Regions from separate parts of the Homo sapiens genome. Here region 2 is linked to region 1. The links are chromatin loops, found by intact Hi-C in ENCODE. Cell type or tissue: dorsolateral prefrontal cortex. All regions are shown on one strand.

What was found. A loop is a pair of places that touch in the nucleus more often than their neighbours do. Peaks named below come from ENCODE experiments on the same cell type or tissue, not always from the same donor. Only the 100,000 strongest peaks of a DNase experiment are listed, where the experiment ranks them.
Region 2: it touches region 1 in a loop (4-fold over the local background); 47 of 110 quality-filtered maps call a loop at or near these places.

The regions. Positions count from the first base shown.
Region 1 is chr21:36,744,313-36,752,312 of GRCh38, forward strand. SIM2 (SIM bHLH transcription factor 2) reads left to right here. Exons shown (of 11, transcript NM_005069.6): 10 at 416-824; 11 at 3,353-5,605. The coding sequence ends at 3,780. HLCS (holocarboxylase synthetase) reads right to left here. Exons shown (of 11, transcript NM_001352514.2): 11 at 4,314-8,000. Among named protein-coding and RNA genes, the nearest start is that of SIM2, 49 kb to the left of the region's middle. RefSeq lists a silencer at 3,464-3,723 and enhancers at 5,373-5,898, 5,899-6,423. In dorsolateral prefrontal cortex, a CTCF peak has its summit at 3,589 (motif pointing right); DNase peaks (open chromatin) are centred at 459, 3,619 and 3,818; H3K4me3 peaks cover 2,262 bases; H3K27ac peaks cover 325 bases.
Region 2 is chr21:36,849,831-36,857,830 of GRCh38, forward strand. All of the region lies in intron 6 of HLCS (holocarboxylase synthetase), which reads right to left. It also overlaps the pseudogene RNA5SP491. Among named protein-coding and RNA genes, the nearest start is that of HLCS-AS1, 110 kb to the right of the region's middle. RefSeq lists an enhancer at 4,699-4,993. In dorsolateral prefrontal cortex, a CTCF peak has its summit at 4,834 (motif pointing left); a DNase peak (open chromatin) is centred at 4,834; H3K4me3 peaks cover 210 bases; H3K27ac peaks cover 2,709 bases.

The DNA of each region.
Region 1 (8,000 bases):
AAAAAAAAAAAAAAAAGAAAGAAGGAAAAGAAAGGAAGGGAGGGAGGGAGGGAAGGAAAGACGGAAGGAAGGAAGGAAGGGAAGGAAGGAAGAAAAGAAAAAAGAAATAAAGAAAGAAAGAAAAACAAAGAAAGAAAGAGAAAGAAGGAAAAAGAGAAAGAAAGAAAGAAAGAAAGAGTCCATGTGTGCCTGATGTCTTGTTAGCTTGGGGTGGGGGATCTCTTTCCACCCTGGGAGCAGGTCACTGGGGTATCGCTCGCTGTGTGCCTGTCCCCAGTGGGACCTTGCAGTGGTGGCGAGGGTAGGGGCAGCCCTTGGATGGGGTTGGGCCCCGTCGGGACGGTTCTTGCAGGGCCGGAAGGCAGCTTCCTGCCGGCCCCTCGCTGGCCCTTCATCCATCTTCTTTGCCATGCAGCAATACAGCTCGTTCCAAATGGACAAACTGGAATGCGGCCAGCTCGGAAACTGGAGAGCCAGTCCCCCTGCAAGCGCTGCTGCTCCTCCAGAACTGCAGCCCCACTCAGAAAGCAGTGACCTTCTGTACACGCCATCCTACAGCCTGCCCTTCTCCTACCATTACGGACACTTCCCTCTGGACTCTCACGTCTTCAGCAGCAAAAAGCCAATGTTGCCGGCCAAGTTCGGGCAGCCCCAAGGATCCCCTTGTGAGGTGGCACGCTTTTTCCTGAGCACACTGCCAGCCAGCGGTGAATGCCAGTGGCATTATGCCAACCCCCTAGTGCCTAGCAGCTCGTCTCCAGCTAAAAATCCTCCAGAGCCACCGGCGAACACTGCTAGGCACAGCCTGGTGCCAAGCTACGAAGGTGGGTCAGGTCTGCTCGTGGGGAAGGTGGGAGGACTGCGCACGGCCGGGAGCCGAAGCAGCCATGGCGGTGGGTGGCAGATGGAGACAGAACCCTCACGCTTTGGGCAAACTTGCCCTCTTTCTGCTTCTAAGTAGGGCTTGCTGTGCTTTCTTGCTCTCAATGCAGGTGCTCCTCGAGAGTGAGAAATGGCAGTCTGCCTGCCTCGGGGACACTAGTGACAGTATAAAGGGCAAAGGAAAACCGAGTATCTGGCCTTCACGTAAATCCTGGCCACATTCACCAACCAAAGGGGGACAGTGATTTTCAAAACCAGCTCCCATGTGCTGAGAACACCCCAGCTGCATTTCTTTTGCAAGATTCCTTTCCACTCCAACCAGAAGTGAATATTTGAGACAAACGGCCTATTGGCTATTTTCCCATGCCAGTTTTGGAAGTGGGGAAAACTATGGTGGAAATTTGTGGGCTTGGGGACAGAAATGCCACTCACCAACCCAGGGCAAAGAACACAAACCCTCCAGGCCTCAGTTTCTTCACCTGTAAAATGGGGTGAAGCTGTGATGTGCCTACTCCCAAGGACACGACACACAGTAGGGACCTGCCCTGTACATGCTAGTTCAACAGAAAGGAATGGCCTTTCACCTTCTCCTGGTGGCAGGCAAGCAGATGTCCTCTGCGGAGATACCGCCAGCTCCCCAGGACGCAGACTGACTCCTGTTTGCTCGCTGGACCAACCCCAGGCAGAAGGTGGAAGGTGGGAACAGAGGTTTAGCTGCAGGACATGTATTCCCATTGCACCGAGACCTAACTGCCGCTCAGAGTGTAGACCGAGATGGTGCAGATGCCTGCAGTGCCACTAAAATGTGGGTGAAGGTGACATCAGGATTATGTGCCCCAGGCCGGGCTCAGTGGCTCACACCTGTAATCCCAGCACTTTGGGAGGCCAAGGTGGGCGGATCACCTGAGGTCAGGAGTTTGCGACAAGCCTGCCAACAAGCTGAAACCCCATCTCCACTAAAAATACAAAAATTAGTTGGGCATGGTGGTGAGCACCTGTAATCCCAGCTACTCTGGAGGCTGAGATAGGAGGATCACTTGAACCCGGGAGGTGGAGGTTGCAGTGAGCTAAGATCACATCACTGCACTCCAGCCTGGGTAACAGAGTGAGACTGTCTCAAAAAAAAAAAAGAAAAAGAAAAAGGATGATGTGCCTCAGAAAAGCAGCACACCAGCCCCTGCTTAAGAAGACAGCTCTTGGAAGTTCCTCCACGCCTCTCTCGAGGCAGGTAGGGCTCTGCTCCTTCTGGGCCTCATCCTGCTTTTTCTGCAAATCCTAGGAATCTCTTGCTCTGTATTGTGACTTGAGGCTGAGATAACATTTCTTCCCAAATCTGAGAAGAGAGATAGATTACGGGAGAATGCCGCCTTTCTGGAAATCACTAGGACATGTTTTTTCAGAAGTAGCTAACTTAGAAAAGACCACATTGGTGACCAGGGCCAGGACCCCTGCCTTTTGACCTGGCCTGTCCCAGGAGCCACGGATCCCTTAGATTTGCATCTGCCATACCCGTGAACATCTTGGGCCCCTCATATAACCAAGGAAGGGATCTCCAGAACATCCAAGCAAAGGAAGACAAAGCAAAGGGTTTTGATAACAGCTGAAAGTATTACCCACTTGAGATTGACTTGAATTTGTGTGTCGGAAGCTGGCTAATGCTGTCACATGGTATTTGACTTTTACCACTATTTTAAAAGTGAAAGAGGTTAACAATCTCCTTATCACACACTTGATAAAAAGTGGACCAAAGGTGCTAATTTGAGGCAATTTGCGATCAGCTTCCTAGTCTTTTTGGTATTAAAGGAAGACAAATTTTGCCATATAGTGTTTAAAAACAAACAAACAAACAAAGACAAAAAAAACCCACAAGCCAGGGAGCTACTTAATGTCAGGCATCGGACTGAGTAGATGGGAGTGGTTATTTTTCATTATGACACGGCGAAACCGATCGGGGTGGTTACCACCCCTCTCCACTAAGGGACGGGCAGAAGAAATCAGAGCAGACGGGGGCCCTCCAACACCAGGGCCCCTGGTGGCCTCTAGACCTCTGCCGTCCAATCAGGTAGCCACCAACCCCGTGTGGTCTTGAACATGGAAATGTGGCCAGTGCAGTGAGGCAGGTGTGACCTGCGCTCTGCATCTCAGGACCAAAAAAAAAAAAAAGAAAATATCCCAATAATTGTTTCACACGGATTCCATTGAGAGAGTATTTTGGATATGCTGCATTAACGTGTATTACTTAACAGGCATTCCACCTGTTTCCCTGCTTTGTAACGCGGCTCCTGGAACATTTCAGGTCGCGTCCTGAGATTGGACAGCACGGCCTAGACTAAGGCGGGGGAGGGCGACAGCGACCCCGCGGGTGCAGCGCGTGGGCGGCCGAGGGGTGGTGGCTGCGCCCGGGGCTTGGGGGTGGGGTGGCTGCGGCCGCGCCCCTTGCTGCCCTCTAACGTGTCGCCTGTCCCCGCAGCGCCCGCCGCCGCCGTGCGCAGGTTCGGCGAGGACACCGCGCCCCCGAGCTTCCCGAGCTGCGGCCACTACCGCGAGGAGCCCGCGCTGGGCCCGGCCAAAGCCGCCCGCCAGGCCGCCCGGGACGGGGCGCGGCTGGCGCTGGCCCGCGCGGCACCCGAGTGCTGCGCGCCCCCGACCCCCGAGGCCCCGGGCGCGCCGGCGCAGCTGCCCTTCGTGCTGCTCAACTACCACCGCGTGCTGGCCCGGCGCGGACCGCTGGGGGGCGCCGCACCCGCCGCCTCCGGCCTGGCCTGCGCTCCCGGCGGCCCCGAGGCGGCGACCGGCGCGCTGCGGCTCCGGCACCCGAGCCCCGCCGCCACCTCCCCGCCCGGCGCGCCCCTGCCGCACTACCTGGGCGCCTCGGTCATCATCACCAACGGGAGGTGACCCGCTGGCCGCCCGCGCCAGGAGCCTGGACCCGGCCTCCCGGGGCTGCGGCGCCACCGAGCCCGGCAAATGCGCACGACCTACATTAATTTATGCAGAGACAGCTGTTTGAATTGGACCCCGCCGCCGACTTGCGGATTTCCACCGCGGAGGCCCCGCGCGCCGGTGCCGAGGGCCGAGGAGCGCCCGGGTCCGGGCAGGTGACCGCCCGCCTCTGTCCTGCGAGGGCCGGTGCGACCCAGTTGCTGGGGGCTTGGTTTCCTCACCTTGAAATCGGGCTTCACGCGTCTTGCCTTGTCCCCAACGTTCCACAACAGTCCCGCTGGGGGATTGAAGCGGTTTCACTCCGCAAATATCCTCCACTTTCAGGAGGGAAAACCCACCCTACCACAGTCCGCTCTTCCAAGTGGACGGCAGACCTGGGAGGGGACGCCTGTGTCACGAGCCCTTTTAGATGCTTAGGTGAAGGCAGAAGTGATGATTGTAAGTCCCATGAATACACAACTCCACTGTCTTTAAAAGTCATTCAAGAGTCTCATTATTTTTGTTTTTATTTAACCCTTTCTTCAATACAAAAAGCCAACAAACCAAGACTAAGGGGGTGACCATGCAATTCCATTTTGTGTCTGTGAACATAGGTGTGCTTCCCAAATACATTAACAAGCTCTTACTTCCCCCTAACCCCTATGAACTCTTGATAACACCAAGAGTAGCACCTTCAGAATATATTGAATAGGCATTAAATGCAAAAATATATATGTAGCCAGACAGTTTATGAGAATGACCCTGTCAAGCTTCATTATTACGTGGCAAAATCCCTCTGGCCCACACAGATCTGTAATTCACTAGGCTCGTGTTTGCTACAAATAGTGCTAATAAAGTTAAATTGCACGTGCAATACGGAACACTGTCAATGGACTGCACCTTGTGAAGGAAAAACATGCTTAAGGGGGTGTAATGAAAATGATGTAGACATTTTAAGCATTTTCTACACAGCGAGAAAACTTCGTAAGAACATGTTACGTGTGCAACAGGTAAACAGAAATCCTTTCATAAAGCACCAGCAGTGTTTAAAAAATGAGCTTCCATTAATTTTTACTTTTTATGGGTTTTGCTTAAAGATCTCAACATGGAAAAATCCTGTCATGGCTCTGAACTGCACAATGCATTGAACCGCCGTCCTTCAATTTTCTTCACACTATCAACACTGCAGCATTTTGCTGCTTTATCAAAATGGTTTATTTTAGGAAACTTTTTCCACCTTTCTGAATGGAAAGAGGTTTTCACAAATGTTTTAAACTCATCGTTCTAAAATCAAGTGCACCTACACCAACTGCTCTCAAAATGTGAACTGACTTTTTTTTTTTTTTTTTTGCCAACCCTGTGTCACTTAGTGAGGACCTGACACAATCCCTACAGGGTGTCTGTCAGTGGGCCTCATGGTAAGAGTCACAATTTGCAAATTTAGGACCGTGGGTCATGCAGCGAAGGGGCTGGATGGTAGGAAGGGATGTGCCCGCCTCTCCACGCACTCAGCTATACCTCATTCACAGCTCCTTGTGAGTGTGTGCACAGGAAATAAGCCGAGGGTATTATTTTTTTATGTTCATGAGTCTTGTAATTAAACCGTGATTCTTGAAAGGTGTAGGTTTGATTACTAGGAGATACCACCGACATTTTTCAATAAAGTACTGCAAAATGCTTTTGTGTCTACCTTGTTATTAACTTTTGGGGCTGTATTTAGTAAAAATAAATCAAGGCTATCGGAGCAGTTCAATAACAAAGGTTACTGTTGAGAAAAAAGACCCTATCATAGATTTACAAGTGACAACGTGGACAGGCGTAACAGAGTGTGTATGTACTTGAAAATGTGTACTAGTGAAAACGTCCTTGTCTAAACAAACTTCGTTTTCATAACCTAGAACATGAAGGAAGATTCTTACACGAGCTGGCTTCAGGACGGCCAGGGCTGAGTGTGAAGTCAGCAGAGCTGTTACTGTGGCAACCTAATATTGTGACCTCCATCTTGAAGAGTCTGCACATTTAAGCTGGGGATAGCGTTTCTTGACTTCTGTGAGGCTCCGGCAGGGGAAGAGGAAGCATTTTAATACATATGCCTCTCTTTTACAAAAAAGAAAAAAAAATCATCGTAGGCCCTAACATGTACCATGTTGACAAAAATGCCAGATCAAATGGATTTGAGAAATAAGCCCAATTCAAGGCTGGCTCAGCCCTCCACGGGGCCTCCCAGGGAAAGGAATTCCTTTATGTTCTTGGAAGCCCTTTTCTAGAAAAGCCATTCCATTCATACCTTTGTAGAGCAGTGGGCTGGGTGTGGAGGGCAGCGCGGAGGGTATCTGCAAGAGCCTGTATTTTCCGCCTCCCTTGCCCCCACTCCTTTTATCCTTTTAAAAGTCCTATCAGCCCTGCCTTCGTCCCTTCCGCCCTAAGCCCTAAGAGTGGGGGAGGTTTAATACGGCCAATGGATCTTGTATAAAGTCTACGTAAGTTTTAATTTACCAGAGCTATAAGATGGTTAAGGTAGACTAGTGGGGACTGCTACAGATAAAATGAGATACAAAGAACATTTGCAAATAAATGCCATAAAATTACAGTAGCTTGGAATTTTAGTGAATCATGGCCCTTGTGTTATCTAGAATGCTAATTATTCAAGCTGTTCCTAAACTTAAGTATGACATATAAGATTAAAATCTTGGGGGGAAAAACTGTTCAGATGAAAAGTCAAGTCAAGAAGTTTCCACAAAAGAAAAGAAAAATCCTAAAAACAATCTAGCTGTTGTTACATTAAATTTATTTCTCACCTCCATTAAAAGGGTTTTTGCTTTGGAGTTTTGTTAACTTTCGTTCTTTGGAGTAATAATATTTCTCTTGTGTATGGCGCTGAATACATTTGTCAATAATACGTCAAAAAAAAAAACACTTGGCTTCTTAATACTTGGAAATACGTACATATTCCTTACTATGTAAAACACTTTATTTATTTTGTAAAAATGTTTAAATATGAATAAAAATACTGTAACCCAAAGTAGTTGCCTACTTTTAAAAATGAAACTTGTAAAAATAAGAGGGAGCCCAAACCACATAGAAAGTCTTAGTTTATTTTGGTAGACTTGCTTTTTATAGGCATTGGTTTAAAGTGATTCTTTTCAGAGACATCCTTTGAGAAGTTAAAATTGCAGAGGCTTACGCTTTCTTTTATTTCAAATATGCATAGTGATTAACCAGGAATAAGGATTCTCCCATGTTCTGCCTGTTAAGAGCAAACAGATCTGGAGAACGGAAGCCCACCCTGCCTCCCTTTTCCATCTGAAGCAGTGCGGGGAGGCTGGCTCCTCTCTTTGTTCCCAGACTCCAGGGCAAGGGGCGACCATGCTGTATATGCTGTGCCTTGGGGGACCCCCAGAGGCTGCGCTCTGTGGCCTGTGCTCCCCCGACCTGTGCACCCGCACCCCAGTCGGCCACTTGCTCTCACATCAGGCAACGTCAGCCTGCTGCAGTGAAACTCAACCACGATTTTCCTTTGCACACAAATCCTTCCTACTTCCACCACTCCCTAGCAGAGTTCCCAGTGCCAGAGAGCACTGCTGGGGTGGGGGTGGGGACAGGAAGCCCAGTTATTGCTGTGTTCTATTTTAGGGGGCACTTCCTCAAGAGTCCCCTTGAAACCCGTTACCAGCCTGGAAGGGAGGATATCTTGCCTTTTACAAAATACGGTCGATACTCAATGCACAGCCTCTAAAACAAGGGCTACTCCAGTGTTCTAAAAGCACACGCCAATCCTGAGTTTAGTGACCACATTTTAAAGATCATCAGGAAAATGCCAAGTTCCCATTAAGACTTTAAAGCTCCTTGAGATCCCAGGTTGCGGGGTGCATAAATGGCCCAAATCGGAGAGTGTGCTATAGCAGGTAGACAGGTTTCGCTAACACGAACAGCTATCAGTAAAATGCCTTTATTCAGCTAATTCTATAGAAGCGGAGTTTTGAGAGTCTTTGGTTCATGTGAGGCAAAATCAGGTTTATGGAAAACGCAGCATCTGCTTCAAGGCTGCTTCATCTCTCTCAGGACAACTGAGTCTCCTGCGTGAGGGAGGAGCGCCTGCTGGAAAGCACAGAGCACAGCAGTATGCCCGGAACATCTCCATAGCCTTTGACAAGGCCACACTTCATTAGTTTTAATTTGCAGAAAGGAAATTAAAT
Region 2 (8,000 bases), 110 kb after region 1:
TGACTGGACAAACTCTTATTAGCTTCCGGCAGATATTAAAAGATGCATGAGCTCACTTTGATGCAAAAGGGCCTCAGCATGGATGCACGCCTTATCTATGAGAAAGCTCCTCTGCTTCCTCTCCTGGCCTCCTTGTACTTATCTCATGGTTTATACTTGATTTTGTTCCTTTCAACTTTCTTCTTTTCATGCCCAACTCCCCTCCCTAAAATGGGTCTGGTGGCAGAGGTGAAGGCAGAGAGCAGAGGTGAGAAGAAAATAGGAAAGTGAGTAACTTTTGGATATTACTTTTCAGAAAACATTCTGTGTGGCAGTGGCCACTTTCCTGTCAAAGGCTTAACATTTTTTTCCTATAAATACATTAAAAGTGAGTCAGACTTGGATTTGCACCTTAACATTATTGCCAACACTTTAAATAACTATATGTTCTCTACAAATGTTCTCTACTAAAGAAGGGACTCGGAGAATGGAGGGAGCAAAAAGGAGAATGGGGAGGCAACTCCGGGGCAGCTCACCTGTCTGGCCCTGTGTGGGGTTTCCTCTTTAGAATTCAGCAGGCTGTAGGGAAGGTGAACACTGGGTACTAGGTAACCCCTGACCTGGTCAGGGAGTCTGAGAAAATCGGAGAGACTGCTCTCTATCCTGCACCCCCAAGCCCCAAGCTCCACAGGCTTGCAGGGTTGTCTTGGGAAGCCCCTCCCAGAGGCCAGCCCCAATTCAGCAGGGTGACGGGGCATGGACCACACACGCATGCCTGTCCTTAGCGCCTTGAGTCCGGAGACCCCTGTTCCTCCCAGTTCCCTTCCTTGTGGAATGGCGAAGGGAGAGGTGTCCCCAGGGAGGGTTTTGGACCGTAGCCACCTCTTAAGATTCTGGGGTCGGGGGACAAGTCCTGAGTCCAAGGGAATAGCAGGGTGACACTGGTCAACAGGTATGTGAGTCCTGGTTGAATTCTTGCCCTCAAATGTTCATGCTACATTTTCTGTGTCCCTTCCACCCTCAATCTACAGCGAGGAGCTCCCCTATCCTGGGCCAGTCGGGGTCTACAAGCCAGCCAGGGAAGCAAAGGGAGAGAGGGAGAGGCCTTCGAGGACACTACCCCTGCTGGAGGGGTGAGGCGAGGATATGCCATTGTTGAGGGGCTGTAGCCTACGGCCACAGGTGATGGGCAGGGTGGGTTAGGAACTGTGTACTCCAAAACTGGTTGTGGTTTCTCTCAGCAAAAGCTTTTTGTACCTCCCCTCCCTCCATGGAAAAACAAAAAGGTTATGAGAGAGAAAGATATTAGGTTAAGAGCCTTCTACATTTCAATAGAGCTACCATACAATCCAGCAATCCCAATCCTAGGCATATACCCAAAAGAATGGAAACCAGGATACTGAAGAGCTATCTGCACTCCCATGTTTATTGCAGCCTATTCACAGTAGCCAAGACCTGGGAGCAACCTAAGCGTCCATCAACAGATGACTGGACAAAGAAAACGTGCTGCAGATACACAATGGAGCACTATCCAGCCACAAAAAAGAATGCGATATTGTCATTTGCAACAACATGGACGGAACTGGAGGTCATTATGCTCAGTGAAATAAGCCAGACATCGAAAGACAAACATTGTATGTCCTTATTTATGTGTGGGAGCTAAAAATTAAAACACTGAACTCATGTTGATGGATGGTCATCAGAGGCTGGGAAGGGTAGTGGGGGGCAGGGAGGTAGGTGGGGATGGTTAATGGGGACAAAATAGTAGTTAGAAAGAATGGAAAAAACCTAATATTTGCTAGCACAACAGGGTGACTACAGTAAAAAATATTTTAATTGTACATTTTTAAATAACTAAAAGAATATAATTGGATTGTTTGTAACACAAAGGATAAATGCTTGAGGTGATGGACACCCCATTTACCCTGAGGTGATTATTACACATTGCATGTCTGTATCAAAATATCCCATATACCCCATAAAATATACACATACTGTGTACCCACAAAAATAAAAAATAAAAATTTTAAAAAGCTTAAGAGTCCTCCACATTTCAGAAACATATATTTTTAAACATTAGGAAAAAGGTAGAAAAACAGTAGTCTATGGCCGTAAGAGCCCGCAGGCACCCTGCTTGTCCGATCACGGACGCTAAGCGGGGTTGGGCCTGGCTAGTACTTGCATGGGAGACCATGTAGGAATGCCGGGTGCTCTAGGCTTAAATTTAAGTAAGTCTAAGTAATTTAAAGAGATTTTTTTAAGACGACAGATTATAAGTCAAAGTGCCACCCTGTGGCACCCATGACTGTTCCTGCTGCAGAGATGCTCTGAGGATGCCATTCGTTCTCACATGGAATTCTTTCATGAAGATCCCAAAGAAATTCCTGTCTGGTCTCACCTTCCAGAATACATCTACTTTTTTCTAAGCGTCTCTCTAAGTTTAATCTGTGACTTGTTGACTTCTTTACATCAGCTGTTAGTAAATCTAAAGACAAATTCCTAACTGATGAGATAAGCTGGATTACCTGAACATTACCATGGAGCCCCTCTGGGTTATCTAACACGGGAAGACCAGAGGCTTTCTCTCCTGGCAGAGAGGACCATACCCAGCTTCCCAGGGGCCCTCAAGTCCATGCACAGGGCAGCTGGATTTCCCAGACAATTCTGGTCAGCAGCCAACAAACACCCCAGGTCCTGCTGCTTGGTGCCAGGCCAGCTGCTGCCCCACTGACAAGGGGCTCTCACAATTCCTATGCCAAATGAAAGCAGTAAGGAAACAGAGTTCTTTCTCCAAAACACATTCACACTTCATGGCCAGCACAGAGCCCAGCACACCTCTCAGAGGGGTACCAGAAGGATCAGAGGACCAGATCCTTGGTACATCTGCCTCTAAAGCCTGATCGTTAAGCCATATTCTAAGACCTTGAGGACCCCACCCCAAGTCCTAGTGCACAATAGGTACCTCCTGCAAAGATGCAACCTGCCTGAAACCATCCCTCAGACACAGGACCCCGCTGAGGACATCACTTCCTCATCCCTGCCAGTGCACATCTCTGGTGCAGCTTCTCCTTTTGCCCCTCCCAATTTTAATTCAGGACCTGACAGATTTATAAATTGCCTCCAGTAATTTCTGGAACACAGCAGCACAGAAGAAGGAGAAGGAGGGAAACCAAAAGAAAAAACACAAATTCTCTATCTTTCAATGCAAGTATAACTTTTTGCCATGGGTTTTGGCTTCCTATGACTCAGTGCACACTATCACCTCGAGATTCTCATGATGAATAGGATTGAAAATGTCCTAAAATAGAGCCACCTTCAAACTGCAGTAAAACACCTTCCCAAGAGGGCACACAGGTACAAATGGTCTTAAGGGCAAAAAAATCCACAGAGCCTCACTCTCCCATATGTGCTTTCCTAAAACACGTTATTTCGGAGCGAGCTTGGAGTTCAGGCACACAAAGCTCTATCTTTAAACCTCTCCTTAAACAACTGCCTTTCTCCCATGTGACAAAGAAAGGGAGAGCACTCACCCTCCCTGGGTGTAACTATGGAAGGAAGTATCCTGGAAGCGTAAAAACCTCCATGGGGCAACAGACAGGTCATACAAAATTCTGATGACAGCAAAAAATGTGCAGATCAAGGTTTTTATAACAGTATGTTTAAAACATGGGATAAAATACAAGTTTTTTTAAGTATGTTATTGTATTGATGAGGTAGTATTAAAATTAACCATTTCAATTTTCTCAAATAGTTTTAAGTACAGCAGATTAAACTAAATGTCTTTAACTAAAGCACTAACAGGTATAATGATAACAATTTGGTAAGTCACAGTAAAGTCTCTTAACTATCCTTCAGATATTAATAAAGTGAATAACTCTAATAACCAGTAACAGATTCTTTCACAAATCAGGTGGGTTCCAGTTCTTTGCTTTCAACAAAACTGAAGGAGGACCTAACTGAGTTATTAAGTCAATAAAAATAATTACTGATGAGAGTGCAATATAATTTTTGGCATATAACTTGTAAACATTTCAAAAAAACTGAGTGGCAATGCTGTTTTTAAAAATTAATTCCATCCAAATGGAATTAACATTTGTTTTTGTTGTAGAAAAGCATCCTGGAGTGATTAATAAAAGACTTTTCAAGCATAAAAATGGGTTATATTAGTATATTGTTCTATGGGGAAGAATGGAAATATGAGTTCAAAAATATAAAATAACGATGTGAAATTTTGACTATTAAAAAAGAGTCTCATATAACTTTTAATGGATAATGGCAGGCATCAAATAGGTATGGCATTTAAATTCATTGGATAAATTTTAGAAAGACATGAGACTCTTTGAACGTCAATATTTGTCATATGTTAAAAATCACATCCTACAATTAAGCTTTTGATGAGAACTGTTAGATGTCAGCTTAAACACGTGTAAGGGGATTTACAGATTTTCAAAATTATTTTAGGGGTACACAACTAAGAACACTGAACAATCACTGCTATAATGGCACCCTATTACTCTACCACAGGAACAAAAGCTCCCGGGGTTCCCACCAGAGACAGGCACATCTGGGGCACGGGGAAGGACGCTTAGAGTGATGCTCATTTAAAAAGCTCATTTTAACAGGGAACAGTAAGACAAGCATCAAAAGGAAGTGCAGACTGTACAGATCCTTGGAGCTCTGCAGGGGGAGTGACTTCTTAGGCGCTGGTTTTCCTCCTGTTTATGAGAGTAGGACTAATAATTTGAGCAGTTCAAGGTGGGGAAAAGCTTAAGTACTGAGTGCACTGAGGAAGCAGAGGTCACAGGAAGGACCCCATAGCGAGGTCCTCTGTGGGTGCAGGACTGCCCCCTAGGGGACATTTCAGAACTCTATTTTTCTGGTTGTCATAATGACCAGAACGTAGTGCTCAGAGGGGCCAAGGATTCACGATGTCTTGCAACACACAAGGTCAGCCCTGGACAACAAGATTCTCCCACTATTAAAACAAATTTTTAATATTCCACTGGACACACATTTAGATGAAATACTTGTTCACAATGATCTGACTTGAGAATCTGATTCTATTTTTGCGGGTACACAGCAAGTACTTTCTGTACAGCGGTATTAAACTCTAAATATTCCAAAGATAGGACCACCATGTAAATCAAGGGGGAGTTGGGTAAAGTCCATACAAGCACAATCTGTTTCGCACTCTGAGACCAGATCATCTCAGGCTACACTATTCATAGTGTCCAGGCTGCCCAAGACCTTGCAGCCATCATATTCATGTTTTTTTTTTGTATAGGTGCATGTGTCTATTTCATCACATCTTCTTAACAGTCAGATATGAGCACATATTCCGATGCATATTATTTTCTTTAACTTTTTATTTCTATATTGGTTTTTAGAATTATCTGTATAGATCGTTTATATAATGTATAAATCCAACTTCAAGAAGTTGGCCACGCATGGTGGCTCACGCCTGTAATCCCAGCACTTTGGGAGGCCAAAGCGGGTGGATTGCCTGAGGTCAGGAGTTCGAGACCAGTCTTGTCAACATGGTGAAACCCTGTGTCTACTAAAAATAAAAAAAAAAAAAATTAGCTGGGCCTGATGATGTGTGCCTGTAATCCCAGCTACTCGGGAAGCTGAGGCAGGGGAACTGCTTGAACCAGGGAGATGGAGGTTGCAGTGAGCCGAGATCACACCACTGCACTCCAGCCTGGGCAACAGAGCAAGACTCCATCTAAAAAAAAAAAAAAAAAAAAAAAAAAGGTTAAAGGTGGCAGTACAAAATGTTTGTTTGTTTGTAGACAGGATCTCGCTCTATTGTCCAGGCTGGAAATGGCACAATCATGGCTAACTGCAACCTCTGCCTCCCAGGCTCAGGCGATACTCCCATCTCAGTCTCCCAAGTAGCTGGGACCACAGGTGCACGCCACCACACCTGGCTAATTTTTGTATTTTTTTGTAGAGATGGGGTTTTTCTGTGTTTCCCAGGCTGGTCTCAAACTCTTGAGCTCAAGTGATCTGCCCTCCTTGGCTTCCCAAAGTGCTGGGATTACAGGTGTAAGCTCACACACCTGGCCCAAAATATTTGTTATAAAAAGAGATATGGACATGCTACAACATGGGTGAATCTTGAAAATATTATGCTAGATCAAAGAAGCCAGAGGTGAAAGGCCGCATGTTATATGATTCCATAGCTATGAAATGTCCAGAACAGGCAAATCCATAGAAACAGAAAGTAGATGGTGACACCCAGGGCTGGTGGGTGGGGGGCAGGGGGAAGGGGAGTGACTGCTAATGGGTACAGGGTTTCTTTTTGGGGTGATTTTAAAAAGTTCTAAATTTGAGTGTGGTGATGACCATACAAGTGAGAATATAATTTTAAAAACCACCGAATTAATTGTATGCTTTAAGTGGTTGAATTGTATGGGATGTGGTTTATATTTCAAAAAGCTTTTTTAAAGTATTGGTCAAATTTGGTTGAAAAGCGCTACTCCAGACTTGCTCACATGGAAGAGAACTGGAGGGGAAAAAGGTAGGCCAGAACATCTAGGTGGGACCCCTACAGGGTTAAAACAGCTATGAAGTATCAGAACACTTCTGCTATTTAGACTGCGGAAGGCTTTCATTTTAAAGGACATACAAATGGCAATGAACATAGGTGAGACTTTCCAAAATAGAATCTATCTCAGATTGCAAATAAATACCACGGCTTCTATGGGTCGAAAAGACATAAATAACACACACCACCGCCAATAGTAGTCCTTTGAAACCCTCCAGACCCAATTAACACACTAAGAAAGCATAAAAACATAAACTGTTCTAGGAAGTATATCATCAGGTAAGGTAACACAGTCCCCCCAGCAACAAAAAGAAAAATAGAAGGAAGGAAAAAAAAATGAATGTCCAAATAGCACCCACCACCAATAATCACCTAGTTAAGAGAAAACCACATCTAGGGATCAAGTTCCCTCACCTCAAGTTATGAGGCGGGTATGAGCCAGTGCATGAAACAGCTAATGTATTCTGAAATCAGAAAACCAGAGCAAAGGAACTAAGATTTACTAGCACGTAAAACCACACACACACACAGACATACATACAAGGTAATTTCTCCAGGCAGCATCTTACTTTGATTACCTTAAATTAGTAATTTGCTAATGCAGGCAGTTCTCACTTTGCATGGTCCCACATTAACTGAAAGTCACGCATGTCCATTGCAAACAGTGTAAAGTGAGGACACTGTTCTGATATGCACAAATTTCAGTTTACATGGCGCCATGCAAAGCAATAAATGCCTCTACCAAAATAGGTCAAACAACATGTTTAAAAGTCTTCTCTAATATGGAGGTCTGTTTGAAAACCCGTATCAGGATTGCTTATCTCTTGTTCAACATTGCCGTTTCAAAACCCAAGCCACACCAGGTATTCATTCCAGTTCCAGGTCAGTTGCTTCAGCGATATTCCCAAAGGAGAACATGAACAAACCCTCAAGATCCTTTCTTCTTCCCTTTCTTTAACCTTTCTGTTTGTTCGATCCGATTCCAAAGCTGTAGGTGGAATGGCAGAAGGCAGGAGTGGGGTAGGAGAGATACAGAGAACCTCCGTCTCCTTGCTAGACTCTCCTCACTAGTCCTATTCCGAAGAGGTTCACAAGAATTCATGCTGTTTGGTCTTTCATTTGTGTACTACTGGAGGAAGTCCAGCTAGGTTACCAATGATACCAGCAGTCTTAGCAAGGCTTGGTAAGAAGATGAGCTGTCATGCCAATGTCCTCACATCGATCCTCCTTTGTTCACCCACCCCAAACCTCCAGGGCCCTCGCTGGGGCTCCTGCTCAGAGCTCCCACTCCTAGGATGGCATTTCAGTGGCCCAAGTTCTGGTGGCTTCATCCAAGCTCCCCTCAACAAAGCAGAGTGATCCTGTTTTCCCCATAAAAGCCCAGTTTTTAGCTGGCCATCATTTAATTTAGGATCTTGGTTTTTTGTTTTTTGTTGTTGTTGTTTTTTGAGATGGAGTCTCACTCTGTTAC